Linked DNA regions of Homo sapiens: region 2 is linked to region 1. A link is an interaction called in ENCODE POLR2A ChIA-PET data of the cell type or tissue named here. Cell type or tissue: GM12878. All regions are shown on one strand. Each heading gives the region's core, and the rest is flanking DNA. Links, peaks and the distances in the headings are about the cores only.

Evidence for each region. Peaks named below come from ENCODE experiments on the same cell type or tissue, not always from the same donor. Only the 100,000 strongest peaks of a DNase experiment are listed, where the experiment ranks them.
Region 2: POLR2A ChIA-PET joins it to region 1 with 6 read pairs; 4 of 35 experiments call an interaction of 5 or more read pairs at or near these places.

The regions. Positions count from the first base shown.
Region 1 is chr11:73,534,601-73,542,474 of GRCh38, forward strand. The region is part of intron 1 of FAM168A (family with sequence similarity 168 member A); the gene reads right to left. Among named protein-coding and RNA genes, the nearest start is that of FAM168A, 60 kb to the right of the region's middle. In GM12878, for the core only: no CTCF peak of the experiment used is centred there; a DNase peak (open chromatin) is centred at 4,211; H3K4me3 peaks cover 672 bases; H3K27ac peaks cover 1,083 bases.
Region 2 is chr11:73,314,839-73,322,712 of GRCh38, forward strand. The region is part of intron 1 of ARHGEF17 (Rho guanine nucleotide exchange factor 17); the gene reads left to right. Among named protein-coding and RNA genes, the nearest start is that of ARHGEF17-AS1, 9.4 kb to the left of the region's middle. RefSeq lists enhancers at 5,916-6,569, 6,570-7,222, 7,223-7,874. In GM12878, for the core only: no CTCF peak of the experiment used is centred there; no DNase peak of the experiment used is centred there.

The DNA.
Region 1 (7,874 bases), core at 3,184-5,683:
TCATGTTGGCCAGGCTGGTCTCGAACTCCTGACCTCAGGTGATCTGGCCCCCTCAGCCTCCCAAAGTGCTGGGATTACAGGGTGTAAGCCACCACACCCGGCAGTACCATATATTTCTAGAAAGAAAGCATGCTAAAATCAGGGGAATTGATTACATGAAAATCTGTCTGAGAACCAGTTAAAGACCAAGATTGCCTCCCCTAGTATAGAAGACTAAAGGTTTTCTTTTCCCTCTGGAGAGAGTAAAACAGAGAGGGTCTCCAGACAAAGAAATAACAGGCACAGTTGAGGGCAGGGTTACTATACAGCAAAGAAGACTGTAAGTGAAATGAATATTGAGGATCCCCCTACAGCCTTGTTCTCCCACTTAGCTTCCAGACCACAGGCAGCCAGGCCTCCAACTTGTAGGAAGGAGACTAGAGGATTCTTCCGGAGAATCTGACCAGCCCTAGTGGAAAAACCTAAAGATACTGACATGTAGTTGCCCCACACATAGCCCAGGCAAATCATCACACAGAGAAGTCCACACTCAGTAAGCCCAACTCATGTATTTAAAACCTTTTTTTTTTCTTTTTTTTACAGACAGGGTCTCACTGTCACCCTGTCTTCACACTTTACTACTAGTAGAGTCCCCTTCTTTGAAAACACATCTAATAAACTCAGTAATTTGGGAGAATCACACAAGGCTGGAGTTTAGTGGCACAATCACAGCTCACTGCAGCCTTAAACTCCTGGGCTCAAGGGATCCTCCCACCTAGCCTCCCATGTAGCTAGGACTACAGGTGCTCACGACCACATCCAGCTATTTTCTTTCTTTCTTTTTTTTTTTTTTTTTTGAGACAGAGTCTTGTTCTGTCGCCCAGGCTGGAGTGCAGTGGTGTAATCTGCAGCTCACTGCAATCTCCACCTCCCGGGTTCATGCCATTCTCCTGCCTCAGCCTCCCGAGTAGCTGGGACTACAGGTGCCCGCCACCACACCCGGCTAATTTTTTGTATTTTTAGTAGAGACGGGGTTTCACTGTGTTAGCCAGGATGGTCTTGATCCTCTGACCTCATGATCTGCCTGCCTTGGCCTCCCAAAGTGTTGGGATTACAGGCGTGAGCCACCGCACCTCACCCTTCTTTTTTTTTTTTTTTTTTTGAGAGATGGGGGTATCACCATGTTGTTCAGGCTGGTCTCAAACTCCTGGGCTGAAGTGATCCTCCCACCTTGGCCTCCCAAGGCACTAGGGTTGCAGGTGTGAGCCACCACATCTGGCCTGCACTTAAAACATTTTTTTTTTTTTGAGACAGGGTTTCACTCTGTCACTCATGGCTCACTGCAGCCCCAACCTCCCTGGGCTCAGGTGATCCTCCCACCTCAGCCTACTGAGTAGCTGGGACTACAGGTGGCACACCACCACGCCTAGCTAATTTTTCTATTTTTTGCAGAAATGAGGTTTCAGTGTGTTGCCCATGCTGGTCTCAAATTCTCGTCTCAAGCAATCTGTCTACTTCAGCTTCCCAAAGTGTTAGGATTACAGGTGTGAGCCATCACACTCGGCCAGCATTTAAAACTTCTAATCAGCTTTTTAGTATTCCACTTTTAACAACGAACAGACAACCAAGAATCACCAGATATACAGGAAAGCCCCAACATAAAAGACAGAATTCAGATCCTATTTATACCAGAAGAAATTTGGGACCACAAATAAAAAGTTATTTGAAAGAAAGCATAAACATGCTTGTCTTCATCAAAGTTTGTCAATGGTGAATCATATCAGGTGAACCTCAGCCATCAACCTGAGAATAAATAGGCCTCCCCAGGCCAAGCGCGGTAGATCACGCCTGTAATCCCAGCACTGTGGGAGGCCGAAGTGGGCAGATCACGTAAGGTCAGGAGTTCGAGACCAGCCTGACCAACATGGAGAAACCCCATCTCTACTAAAAATACAAAATTAGTTGGGCGTGGTGGTGCATGGCTGTAATCCCAGCTACTCGGGAGGCTGAGGCAGGAGAATCGCTTGAACCCAGAAGGTGGAGGTTGTGGTGAGCCAAGATCATGCCATTGCACTCCAGCCTGGGCAACAAGAGCTTAACTCCGTCTCAAAAAATAATAATAATAATAGGCCTCTCCAAACCTAGGGTTTGTTTTATTGATGGTTATTCACTTCATAGGGGCAAGAGGTACAATAAAAAATAATTTGCTGAGTCCTGCAAGATGCTGCACCGTATCTGCATTTATTTTCCTGATTCCAAAGATATCTGTTGTGAACGGATCCATATGTGGATAAATTGAGTGTTCCAATGAAGGCACTAAAATAAAGAAACTAATGGGTCATAGACAAAGCATTAAGAGATGCATCACTGTGTTTACTAATCATTGATGCTACAACATGTAGTTAGATTTTTGTATGAGGAAGGAGGTCTCTCATGCCATAGCATTTCCCCTTCAGAAGTCAGGGAGAACTTCACACAAAACATGGTGCTTGAGAAGAGTTTTAAAGAAAGAGTAGAAGTTTGTCAGGCAAAACAGAGGAACAGAAAAGAGGGGAAGTGTAACATAAAAGAAAAACTACCAAGGGCTAGTCTAAATGAGCACAGAAGAGTTGAGAAACTGCAATTAATACAGTATTGCAAGAGCAGTAGGAAGTGAGGCTGAAAAGGCAGGCAGAAATCAGATCAAGAAACACTTTGTAGGCCAGGCATGGTGGCTCACACCTGTAATCTTAGCAATTTGGGAGGCCGAGGCTGGCAGTTCGCTTGAGCTCAGGAGTTCAAGACCAGCCTGGGCAACATGGCGAAACCCCGTCTCTACTAAAAATACAAAAATTAGCCGGGCATGGTGGCATGCGCCTATAGTCCCAGCTACTTGGGGGACTGAGGTAGGAGGATCGCTTGAACCCGGGAGGCAGAGGAGGCAGAGTGAGAGTGGCTATAATCTTCCAAGCTATGTACTAGCTGTTCCCAAAAGGCAATTCTCATACTTACAAACTCCAGGTTCCGTTCTCAGCTTATTGTGAAGCAAATTATTCCATTTCTAAGAGAACAGTGACTACCAGAGACATTCTAATGGTCCCCCTAAGGAAATCAGCAGCTCAAGGCCTCTACCCTCAGGTTCTTTCATTTTTCCTCCTGAGGTCTTCTTTAAGCACACAAACATTGTGTTATGTTAGCTTATCAGAAAGTATTTCTCAGTCTGGTTTCAAGGAAGACATGTATCTGCCCCAAGCCTTCACTTCCCAATTCCCAATGATGGTGGCAAATTCCAGCCACTTTTTAGAACTATATTAAACTAACACATGTACACACACACTTGCATAAATGTCTGACTTCCCCATGTATACTCCTTAAGGAGATAGGAAGAAAAATAGAAGGGAATAATTAATGAGCACCAACTTAACACTTGATCCTTTCCTATATATTCTCTCATTTAATACTCACTGTAACCTTGGGAAAGGTGATATCTATAACTCCATTTTCAGAGATGAAAAAACTATGGCTCAGAAATTAAATGACTTACCCAAGGTCTGAAACTTGAAGCCACATGTTTGGGTTGACTAACACTTTTCTACTACCTCATGTTAGGTTCCCCATATCTTATTTTATTCATTACTAAATATTCACTCAACACAGTCTGCTGAATTGCATTATACTAAGCCACTCACTGAACAAATTAGCAACCAGGAAAAGCAACTGAACAGAAAAATAAAGGACAAATTAAAAACTTGGACAATGGATGCAGGTTCCAAAACAAAAAACAAAAAAAAAAAAGAGAGAGAGAGAGTGAAGTAGCAACATCAACCCCAACAAGCTCTTCAGAGCCCTGACTAATACTGGCAAGGATTGAAATAGCCAAAATGCATGTTGATAGATCTCCATTCCAGAATTTTATCTCCTCACCCAGCCCAGCAGAGTCCCTGGTAAATTACTGCCAGTCAGGCACACATCACAAATGAATTACAATAAGCAGATGCAATCTCTCCCTGTAGCCTTCCCACTCTCACAAAACCTCTAGGAACTAAAGAAATCTTTTGTTCTCCATCTGAACTGCCCTTGCTGGTAACAGGAAATTGGGTTTGAGAAGCAGATGGCTTGTCAAAGAGCCTAAAACCTAAAGTGAAAAGGAAGTAATTTACTAAAACCAAACATTCCAAAAGAGAAACCAAGCTTCTCTGAGGTGACAAAGAGTGTCTTCATTGTCATGGCTTGCCCTCTAAACAGAGCGTCCCCAAATCACCTTGTAGGAGGGGCTGAGGCAAAGACTCAGACTAGCTCTAGCCACATTCATCTAGATTTTTCTAAAAGTAAGCATCATTTGTTTGTAGCAACTATGTTTGGTTATGGAGATTTGACTATCAAAGTATTTTGTTATGGAAGAAAAGTACTACTACAGTAGTTAGATCCTCAATATAAGAAGATGAGACAAAAAGGAACTTACAGGTTAAATAAGATAATGTTAAGTAAAGAACCTAAGAACAGAGCTAGCACAAAGTAGATGATTAATTTGGCTGCGCATTTCAATCTGCTATGCAACTTAGGTCCCTTCCCCTATCTGGGTCTTCATTTTCTCAATTCAACAGTTAAATGGTACAACATTTAACTTAAAAAATCAATTGAATTAAATGATCTCAAACACTCCAGGAATATAGGATACACAATCAAGACTCTTTATTTTTATTTATTTATTTTTTTATTTTTATTTTTTGAGACGGAGTCTCATTCTGTTGCCCAGGCTGGAGTGCAGTGGCACGATCTTGGCTCACTGCAACCTCCGCCTCCCAGGTTCAAGCAATTCTCCTGCCTCAGCCTCCTGAGTAGCTGGGACTATAGGTGCATGCCACCATGCCTGGCTAATTTTTTGTATTTTTAGTACAGATGGGGTTTTACTGTGTTACCCAGGATGGTCTCGATCTTCTGACCTCATGATCCACCCGCCTCGGCCTCCCAGCGCTGGGATTGCAGGTGTGAGCCATCGGGCCCAGACACAATCAAGACTTTACTAGACAAGAAGCTCTTACTGCTCCTTCTAGCTACACTCTCAGGACTAAGAGATTACCTCTACCTGTCCATCAGCCACTTCTAAGCCAGGAGCATCCTTTACAGTGCAGTTCACCATCTGTGCTAGATGCTTCATTAAGTGTAAAGCTGATACTGTACTTTGTTAGAAAGCTAGTGCACAAATGTTACCTAGAGATGAATAAATCATTCCAGTTGTGTTGGGCTGCAATTGCAAGGGCAGCATCTGTGGGTCTGAAAACAGATGGTCTTATAAGGATGGAGGATTTGGCTCTTATCTGAATTTCCCAAGGCAAGCAGGTTTGGATCAGCAGGAAGCCTGACAGGGAAGCACCAGAGTAGAGCTAGTATCCAGTGATGAGGAAAGATGACAGAATTGCACATGCAGTTTCTTTCCATAATAAATGAATATATCGGAGGATGCAATTACCAAAATCCCAAGCTGCTATTTTTGTACCTACTCATCAACTTCTAAATCATTTTCTTTTTTGTCCAACACTTTCTTATTTCAACACAAAGACATGCTCAGAGAAATTACCTAGTAAAGCCCTGGCATAAAATAAGAACTTTAAGATCTACTGACTAAAACAAACTGAAAAAACAAAGAAAAACAAATTAAACTGATTTGATAAAAGTAGAATAAATGCCTATTATACTGTCAACAATAGTAGGTATACATTAAACATGTTAATGTTTGAGGTCTAGGGATTTTACATACATTCTCTCGTTCAATTCTCAAGGTAACCTTTATTTTATTATCTCTATTTTATAGATAAGAAACTTAAAGTTCCAAAACGTCAGATACTCTGCCCAGAGTCAGATACCAAATTACCTAATGGAAGTCAGAACTAACCCCCACTCCCACCCCTACCAAGGGCTAAATGACTCCACAACTCTATGCATTTTGTCTGCCTCCTGCCCAACCAATTGCCTTCTTACTATTCCACAAAATGCACCTGGCTCATTCCTACCTCTGGATCTTTCTACTTGCTGTTTCCTCTGCTGAACTCCCTTCTATTATATCTTCTCATGGCTTACTACTTAAAATCATTCAGGACTCTGCTCAAATGCAATCTCTTCAGAGAGGCTTTTCTTGATCATCATCCCAACATATGGTGTTTCCTTATCTTGCTTTATTTTTTATTATGGCCCTTACATTATATTCTTTATTAACATGTTTGTTTACTGTCAGTTTCCCCCACTAGAATGAAAGACTTATGAGGGCAGGAACTTTGTCTTGGTTACAACTGTATCTCCAGCACTTTGAGCAGTGACCACTAGAGCAGGTGCTCATCAAATATTCATTGAATAAATAATTAAATTAGTCCGGGTACGGTGGCTCGTGCCAGTAATCCTAGCACTTTGGGAGGACAAGGCAGGAGAATCACCTGAGGCCAGAAGTTCAACACCAGCCTGTCCAACATGCTGAAACTCCCTCTCTACTAAAAATACGAAAATTAGCTGGGTGTAGTGGTGCGTGCCTGTAGTCCCAGCTACTCGGGAGGCTGAGACAGGAGAAGCACCTGAACCTGCGAGGTGGAGGTTGCAGTGAGCCAAGAATGCATTACCGCACTCCAGCCTGGGTGACAGAGTGAGATTCCATCTCAAATAAATAAATAAATAAATAAGCTCACAATCACAGAGCTCTATAATATTAGTGTAAAAAGGTAGTTGCTATATAATAGAAAGACCACAGGCTTTGAGATCAGGCAGAACTGCATTCAACTTTCTCACTGATTATGATAGTGTAACTTTAGACAAGTGCCTAAACTTCTTTTTTTTTTTTTTCTTTGAGACAGAGTCTCACTCTGTCATCCAGGCTGGAGTGCAGTGGCATGATCTTGGCTCACTGCAAGCTCCTCCTCCCGGGTTCACACCATTCTCCTGCCTCAGCCTCCCGAGCAGCTGGGACTACAGGCGCCTGCCACCACACCCGGCTAATTTTTGTATTTTTAGTACAGACAGGGTTTCACCACATTAGCCAAGATGGTCTCGATCTCCTGACTTGTGATCCGCCCACCTCAGCCTCCCAAAGTGCTGGGATTACAGGCGTGAGCCACCGCACCCGGCTCCTAAACTTCTTTAATCTCCTCATCTGTAAAACAGGTATAAATATCTAGGTCCCATAGATTTGTTATGATGATTAAATGAGATAAACTTATGAAAATGCTTTGTGTAAACTATAAAGTATTATAGAATGTTTATGATGTTTATGATGATGATAGGAGAAAGTTTAGAGACAATCTACTTAAGCCCTTCACTTTAGAGATCACCCCAAGGCCCTAAAAGGTAAAGTGAACTATCCAATGTCCCAGTTATTTAAAACCAAACCATAATTAGACTCTAGGACTTCAGATGATCACACTAGGAGACTTGCTTGGCATTACCCAACACAGATTACCTGATCTCTGGTACTCCACTTTCTCTAGGTTCTTCCTCTACCTCACTGGCTACTCCCTTGATCTTTTCAACTTCTCTATGTTAGAGTGTCCAGAGTTTGGCAGTCCGATCTCTTCTTTGCTCTAAGTACACACATTTCCTAGGTGAGCACATCTACTCCATGGCTTTATATATGCTAATTACTCCCAAATTTATTATCTCCAACTTGAACTTCTCTGAATTTCAGACTTGTATATCCAACTGCCTGAGATCTTTTGGTTATCTAATAACCATTGTAAAAATGTAATATGTCCAAAACCAAATGTCTAACTCCTTCCTGCAAACCTGCTCCTCCCACTGTTTCCCAACTCTATAAGTGGCAATTCTAATCTTGTAGTTGCTCAAGGCAAAAACCTCCGAATCTCCTTTGACTACTTTCTTACTTTCATAATCCTCATCTAATCTATCAGCAAATTCTGTCAGTTCTACTTTCAAAA
Region 2 (7,874 bases), core at 2,675-5,174, 220 kb before region 1:
AAAGTGCAGAGTCTTGCAGTCCCACCTTCTGCCCTCAGGTCCCTGATACCCGTTTGACACATGCCACAACTGTAGCCCACAGCAGGGGGTGACTTGTCTCTCAGCATCATAGGCAGATGAACTCACGAAATTTTAACATACTGAAATAGCAGTAACAATGACGAACATTTATCAAGTGCTTGCTATGTGCCAGACACTATCTGTTTCATTCTTCAACTGTGAAAGCTGTGGATATCTTACAGTGCAGACTTAGAGTCGAAGACTGTTGGATTCACCCTGAATCCTAGCATATCAGTGTCTTAGAGGTGAGGGGTCCCAAGGAGATTGGCCTGCCATCTGAGTAGCGGGGACAAGTCAGCAGACAGTTGGGAGTGTCACCTCCACATCCCCAACAGCCTGAACACTTTCATAGTGGTTATTTAATTCACCAGGGCCTGGGGTTGGGATGGGAAGAACTTTGAGACCCAGAAAGGGAGAATGCTAGGTCTAAGGTCACACAGCAAGGGCGGGCAGAACCAGGCCCATGCACCAGGACCCTGGCCTTGTTCCTCTCCACTCAGACCCCCTCCCTACCCAGCCAGCTCCCTGCCTTGCTGATGAAGGTCTGGCAACAGCTCTTCTAGTCACCCTTCTTTCTCCCCTTTTGGCGGGGAACCTGCGGGGGTGGAGGTTCTCTCCTTCCCCTCCTTGGCTCTTTGTGTGATTTTTCCATGGAAACTGGTTCTGGGGGGAAAGGAGGAGGTGATTAGGACACTTGGAATTCTGAGCGGTACCAAATATCTATAATTAAATGTCTTGTCACCCAGCAGGAGGGGGTGAGATGAGGGAGGACAGGCAGAAGGGCAGCCCCTTTCCTCTGTTTATTCCTCACATCTCCTCCCAACTCCTTCCTAAGGGCCTGGGCTCTTGGGGGGAACACTGTCCAGGAATGAGTCCTCCCCAGCGAGGAAGGGTTGGGGGATGGACTAGAGTTGAGTCTGACATTTTCCAGCCCCACGTTTCTGGGACCAGCTGGGTTTGGGAGGCGGAGAGGCTGCTGCTAATCCTGTCCCCAGCCCCCTCTCCCCGTGTAGGGACTTACCCCTCCTGCTTCCCTCCCACCCTCCCATCTGTGATCTTTCAGGCTACACATTGCTGCCCCAAAGCAGGGTGGAGGCACCCCCAGGCTTCCTGGGAGCCGAGGCACACAGAGTGTAGGATCTAGAAGCCAACTCGAAGGGGCTTAGGATGTTGAGGGACTAGCCTGGAAACTGGCCGAGGGACTTCCTAGAAGAGGCTCTGCCTAAGCTTGAGCTTGAACACTGAGCAAGAGGGAGAGGCTCTATGAAGAGGGCACAGCATGAGCAGAGGCTAGGAGATGGAAAGAAATATGGCAGGTTGTGTGCAGTAAAAGTTTGTTTCAGAGACTCAGGTGGCCTTTGATAGGGTAATGCATTCATCCATTAAACAAATACTGTCTGAGCAATAAGACATGTCAGGCCTTCTAGGCCTGGGAATACAGCAGCAAACAAAACAAAAGCCTGTCCTTGTGGAGCTTCCAGACTAGGGAGGAGGCCTGTCTGTAAATGGAGATATTCTGTGTCAGGGAGTGGTAGGGTCCGAGAAAAAAATAAAGCAGGATAAGGGAGTAGAGAATGACAGGGTGGGGTACTTTAGATCAAGAGATCAGGAATGCCTGTCTGAGGAGGTGACATTTGAGCAGAAGCCTGGAGGAAGTGAGGGAGCAGGTCAGGTGGCTGAGGGAAACAGCATTCTGGGCAGAGAGGAACAGCAGATGCAAAGGCACTGAGGTGGTTGAGAAACAGTCAAGAGAACTGTATGGATGGAGCAGAGAAGTAGAAGATCAGAGGTGGGTTAGGGTGAGGAAGATCATGTAGGCCAATAGGAGGACTTCAGCACATACTCAAAGTGAGATGGGGCAGGTGCTGTTGGAAGGTTCTGAGTGGAATAGTGGCCTGGTCTGACTTAAGCATTCACAGGTCTGCTCTGGCTGCTCCATGTGGATAGATTGCAAGGGGCCAGGTGGAGGCTGTGAGGCCAGTCAGAAGGCTGCTGGAATAATCTGGACAAGAGATGATGGTGGCTTGGGCCCAGGCAGAGATGGTGGAGTGGTGGGTTTCTGCTGCAGCCCCAGGGGCTCCTCAAGGGCCTGGACCCCAATGTTCAAGGTGAACACAGAGCTACAACTTCTCACATGGCTGGGCAGTGTGTGAGGGGTCACTTAGGGTGGGGAGGTGGAGTTTGAAAAGTCCCCAGGGTGGACTGGGCTTTGCGCTACACTGGCCACCCCCTGCAGACCCACATTGGCTTGGCTGAAAGGCTAGGAGAGTGGAGCCGCCACAGGGTCCCAGTGAGGCAGGTGACAGGGCCATATCCCACTGGTGTCTCCTCTGCAGCCACCATGACACCCATTTAGCTCCAGCGTGCATGTCTCCTGGGACAGGGAGCTCATGCCTCCCCCTACCCCCCAAGGTAGCCCCATCCCTCCCATCTGATCCTCCAGCTACGTGGGCATTGCCATGGCTCCAATAGTCCAATAAAGAAGCAGGCTCAGAGTGGGCAGGGTCTGCCCAAGGCCCCAAAGCTTGAGTATGGGATTTGGCTCCCAGTGTCCTGACTCCCAGACCGTACATTGGTCCCACAGAGTTCCCACTAAGCAGAGTTGGCAGGGATGGCGGTAGCAGGGTGGGGGAAGGGGGAGCCAATGTTTCCCAGAAAGGCTTGAAGCCCTGGCGTACTTACTGGGAAATGTGCCCAGGCAGCCTGGCGCCTTGCTGGCAAGCCCTGAAATGGGGGCCCTGGGTCCCCTGGGAAGCAGGAGCCTATTGGAGCTGATGTCTCCCCATGGGAGTTGATTCCCCCCATGATGTCCTCCCTCTAATTCTCAGCTCCCAGGGTCTCTGGGGCATTCTGGGGGTTGGGAGAGACAGACACAGAGGAAAACTGTCAGGCTGCTGGGCTCTGTGCAGTGAGTGAACCTCAGCCCATGAGATGCAGGGGTTTGGGGCCCCAACCACAGTGCCTGAGCCCCTGGAGGGACTTCCAGGACCCAACCCTCCAGTAGCTCTAGGGTTCACTAGGGACAGCCTGGTGTCTGTACTAGGAGTCAGGAGATCAGCTTTGCCTCACCACCTTCCTGCTGTGAGGCCTTCAATAAGTTCCATCCCCCTTCAGAGCCACAGAGCTGTCCATGCTCTTGGGCACCAGGATAAACCTCCTCCCAGGGCTGTTGGGAAAGGACCCAGTTCTAAGGAGGATCTCGGTTGCAGAATGAAGTGCTGGCAGGCAGGGACCCACCATCCCACTAGGCTGCTGAGAAGGCAGGTTCAGAGTGGTGCCGGGACTCAGGCCTGGGTCTACCCGCTACGTGCTTTCCCCACCATCGCCTCCTGCTCTAGGATCCCCCCCACCCCCAGATAGGGTCTTTTTCCACACTTGTGGCAGGCTGTGGTGCTCACTGTGGGGCCTGTCCAGAAGTGTGATGTTGCAGCTGACGGGACAGTAAACCTTTATCTGGGCCGGGCGTGGTGGCTCACCCCTGTAATCCCAGCACTTTGGGAGGCTGAGGTGAGAGGATTGCTTGAGCCCAGGGGTTCGAGACCAGCCTGAGCAACACAGGGAGACCTTGCCTCTACTAAAAATAAAAAACAGGTGTGGTGGCACAGACCTGTGGTCCCGCTACTCGAGAGGCTGAGGTGGGAGGATGGCTTGAGCCCAGGAGGTTGAGGCTGCAGTGAGCTGTGATTGCCCAACAGCACTTTAGCCTGGGCGACAGAGTGAGACCTTGTCTCAGAACAAAAAGCAAGAACCAAACAAACAAAACTTCCTATGGTTTCTTTCCAGTGGAGCTTGAAGAAGCCGCCAGGCAGGAACAGGGTGAGAGGGGAGGGCAGAGCACACCCGAGGTGGGAAGACCTGTGCTGATTGCAGAGGTCTAGGTGGTGTATTAGTGTCCTGTTGCTGCAGTAGCAAACTACACACATCTAGTGGTTGAAAACAACACAGATCTCCTACTCTCCAGTCTGGAGATCAAAAGTCTGAAGGGTTTCACTGGGCTAAGATCCAGGTGCTGACAGGCCTGCCCGCCTCTGGCGGCCCTGGAGAGATCAACGCCTCTGCCTTTACCATCCTCTCCTGGCTGCCAGCACTCCTTGGCCTGTGGCCCCTTCCCCCATCTTCCCCAGCATCTTCAAATCTCTTGCTCACCCCGTACCTCCTTCCTCCGTCTTTTTTTTTTTTTTTTTGAGACAGAGTCTTGCTTTGTTGCCAGGCTGGAGTACAGTGGCACGATCTCAGCTCACTGCAACCTCCACTTCCCGGGTTCAAGCAATTCTCCTGCCTCAGCCTCCCAAGTAGCTGGGACTACAGGCATGCGCCACCACATCCAGCTAATTTTTGTATTTTTAGTAGAGACGGGGTTTCACCATGTTGGCCAGGATGGTCTCGATTTCTTGACCTCGTGATCCGCCTGCCTCGACCTCCCAAAGTGCTGGAATTACAGGCGTGAGCCACTGCGCCCGGCCTCCTTCCTCCTTCTTTAAGAACCCTTGTGATTCATTGTGTTCTTAAAGCCTACCTGATAATTTGATAATCTTCCCATCTCAGAATCCTTAATTACACCTGCAAAGTCCCTGTTATTATGTAAGGTGACATATTCACAGGTTCTGGGGATTAGCATGAGGATGTAATGCCAGGGCCATTATTCTTTCTACTGCACAGATAGGCAAAGGACCAGGCTGTTGGTTCCTGATATTCAGAGTCCCCAGCTGGTGCTGGTCCCGGGGCAGAACCTTCGAACTCAGGCCCACTGCATTTAACTTGCTATTTCTTTCCATGTTCATTTGTCATTCATTCATTTAGCAGTCAATCATTGAGCTCCGTGTTGGGCAGTGGGGACACACGGGGAAAACTTGGACACCATCCCTCCTTGCCAGGAGCTTTCACCAAGGATCCTAGCCTCCTGAGGTGGGTGAGGTCCAGAGGCAGGCAGAGCCCAGGCCTGGTGGGGCAGGGGCAGAAGTGCCAATGTGTTCCTGGGGCCAGGCCTGGCTTCCAGAGGTGGCAGGCCATAGTTTTGCTGACTAGAAGTGGGATGAGGCCGCTCCCAAGAAGGGCAATTGATAGGAGAGTTTAAATCCAGGGCAAGGAGGGAAGGTGGGCACCTAGGGAGGGGGTGGGAGTCACGTCTCTGCCAGGCTGCCCCATCTGAGGGCAGAACTGAGAGCCCAGCGGCAGAAGGAAAGAAACCCCATGTTCTGGGAGCTCCATGTGGGAATTGGTGGCATTGGTGCTGTCTGACCAGAGGAACTGTCAGGTCCCTTCATCCCTGAGAGGCCTAGGGAGGCTTCAGGGAGGTGGCATGTGGAGGGTAAAGGGTGCTGTCCAGAATGCTGTCTCCCCGCACGCTGGCTTTCAGACCCAGGCAAGCACTTACCTACTCCCCCGAGGCTGTAGTCGATGGGGGCAGTATCCCCTCACTCCACAGAGGATTATTGTTAAGATTATTTTGTTTTTCGGCCGGGCGCTGTGTCTCATGCCTGTAATCCCAGCACTTTGAGAGGCCGAGGCGGGCGGATCACAAGGTCAGGAGTTCAAGACTCAGCCTGGCCAATATGGTGAAACCCTGTCTCCACTAAAAAAAAAAAAAAATTAGCAGGGCGTAGTCCTAGCTACTCAGGAGGCTGAGGTAAGAGAATTGCTTGAACCCTGGGAGGCGGAGGTTGCAGTGAGCCGAGATTGCACTACTGCACTCCACACTCCAGCCTGGGTGACAGAGCGAGACTCCGTCTCAAAAAAAAAAAAAAAAAAAAAAGATGATGATGATTTTTTTTTTTTTTTTGAGGCAGGGTCTCACTCTCTCAACCAGGCTAGGGTGCAGTGGGTCAATCATGGCTCACTGCAGCCTTGACTTCCTGGACTCAAGCAATCCCTCCCACCTCAACTTCCCAATGAGCTGGGACCACAGGCATGCGCCATCATGCCTGGCTAATTTTTTTTACTTTTAGTAGAGGCAAAGTCTCACTATGTTGCCCAGGCTGGTCTTGAACTCCTGAGCTCAAGTAATCTTCCCGCCTTGGCCTCCCAAAGTGCTGGGATGATGGACATGAGCCACCGCACCCAGCCTACTGCTGAGATTAAGTGAAAGCATGCCAAGAGGGCTTGGCACACAGTAAGTGCTCAAGAAATGTTACCTCCTCCCCTCATGACTGAGATGCTAAGGTTTTATGATTCTAAGATTCTTGGCTGCTGGGCACCTCTTTCCAGCCGTGAAGCAGAAGACAAAGCTCTAGACAGGAAGGCAGGTTGGGGCCTGGCTACAGTACCCACATAGTCAGTGGCTCCGAGCCTGGTTCTCTGGAGGTGGGGAGGAGGGAGAAACCGGGGCTGGAGGCTGAGCCACATGCCCACTGTCCTTGCTCCACTCACCAGCTCTTCTCCTTTTGTTACCACCAGCCCCACCCTGTGACATGTCCAGGATAGCTCAGCCCACACGGGGAGGAGAGCAGAGGCAAAGCCCTCTCTGCATCAAAGCTGCCCCTCACTGGAAGCGGCCTGTGAAGTGGGGCTCAGTGAGTCTGAGTGTCTGTATGCCTGGTGGGCTTTGGGTTCAGACTGATAAGGGTTAAAATCACAACTGACTCTGACCCCTTGCCGGGTGATATTAACAAGTCATTGGATCCCAACTCTGAGCCTTAGTTTACTGCTCTGTAAAATGGGGGCACTAAGGCGTTATTATGAGGGCCAAAGAGAGAATGCTTGTGGAGCGCTCAGCCCTGGGCGCTGGCTCCAGACAGCTCTCAGAAATGTGGCCACTTAGTGTATGCTTTTGAGATTGTCATTCTCAGAGTCTAGAATCCTGTGGTTTCAAGATGAAGGATTCTGGGTTCTTTTCCAAGAGTCCAGACCTCTTTTTTATTTGTGATTTTGAGATTGTGACTTCTTGGTTCTGACATCCTGTGATCCTGAGACTCTGGGGTCTGGAGAGGTGCAGCAGGTCGGGGGCCAGTGGGAAGGCAGTGGGGGCAGTGTGATGGAGGGGCCAGCCGAGGGAGCAAGCACAAGGTTGGTGTCTGTTTCCTGTTTATTGGTTCCCAGGGGGTGAGCAGGCCCTGCTCCCGCACAGCGCTGTGGAGCAGGAAGCGGGGAGGCAGAGTTCCTGGCTGCCAGCCAGCCCCACAGCCGGGCCTCCAGGGACTGCTGGGACCCCACTCCCCAACCTCCTGGACAAACATTCAGTCCTTTCCCAGGACAGGGCACTGGAGGTTAAGGAGCAGATGTGGAAGGGAAGGGGTGGATAGATGGGGAGGGACGCCTTCCCCCAATAAAGGTCCCGATAGCTCCATCTTTCTTAGCTGCCTGAATCACTGAGGTCTCACTCTGGGTTTCTTGGTATCCCCCGCCTTTCCCTGTCTCCCTGGGATGGGGCCTGGTGATGAGATGTCCAACTTCTGGGCAGGCCAGAAGGGCAGGAGGAGGAAGAAAAGGGCCAGGGCCTTTAATGCCAGAACTGTCTACCTGGAAAGACTCTTAGAAACCAGCCATGTTTTCTAGCCTTCCTCACCCCTGCATCATTCAGATGGGGAAGCTGAGGCCCAGCAAGGGGCCTTGCCCAAGGCCACACAGTAGTGGACTAGAGCCAGAAATCCCCCCCATGCATCTCACCATTGCTCCAGCCTCACACTGTAAGGGGTCACTGAGAGTTCTTGAGAAGTGCAGTGACGTGGTTCACCTGGCATTTTAGGGAACTTGTCTGAGCCAGGGCAGGAAAGGGAAGCCCCTGTATGTGTCTGAGGCCAAGAGGGGCAGGGAGGTCTCAGTTTGACCAGAGCACCTGGGGAGAGGCTCTGTGTGGGCAGGAACCAGGTTGAAAGCCT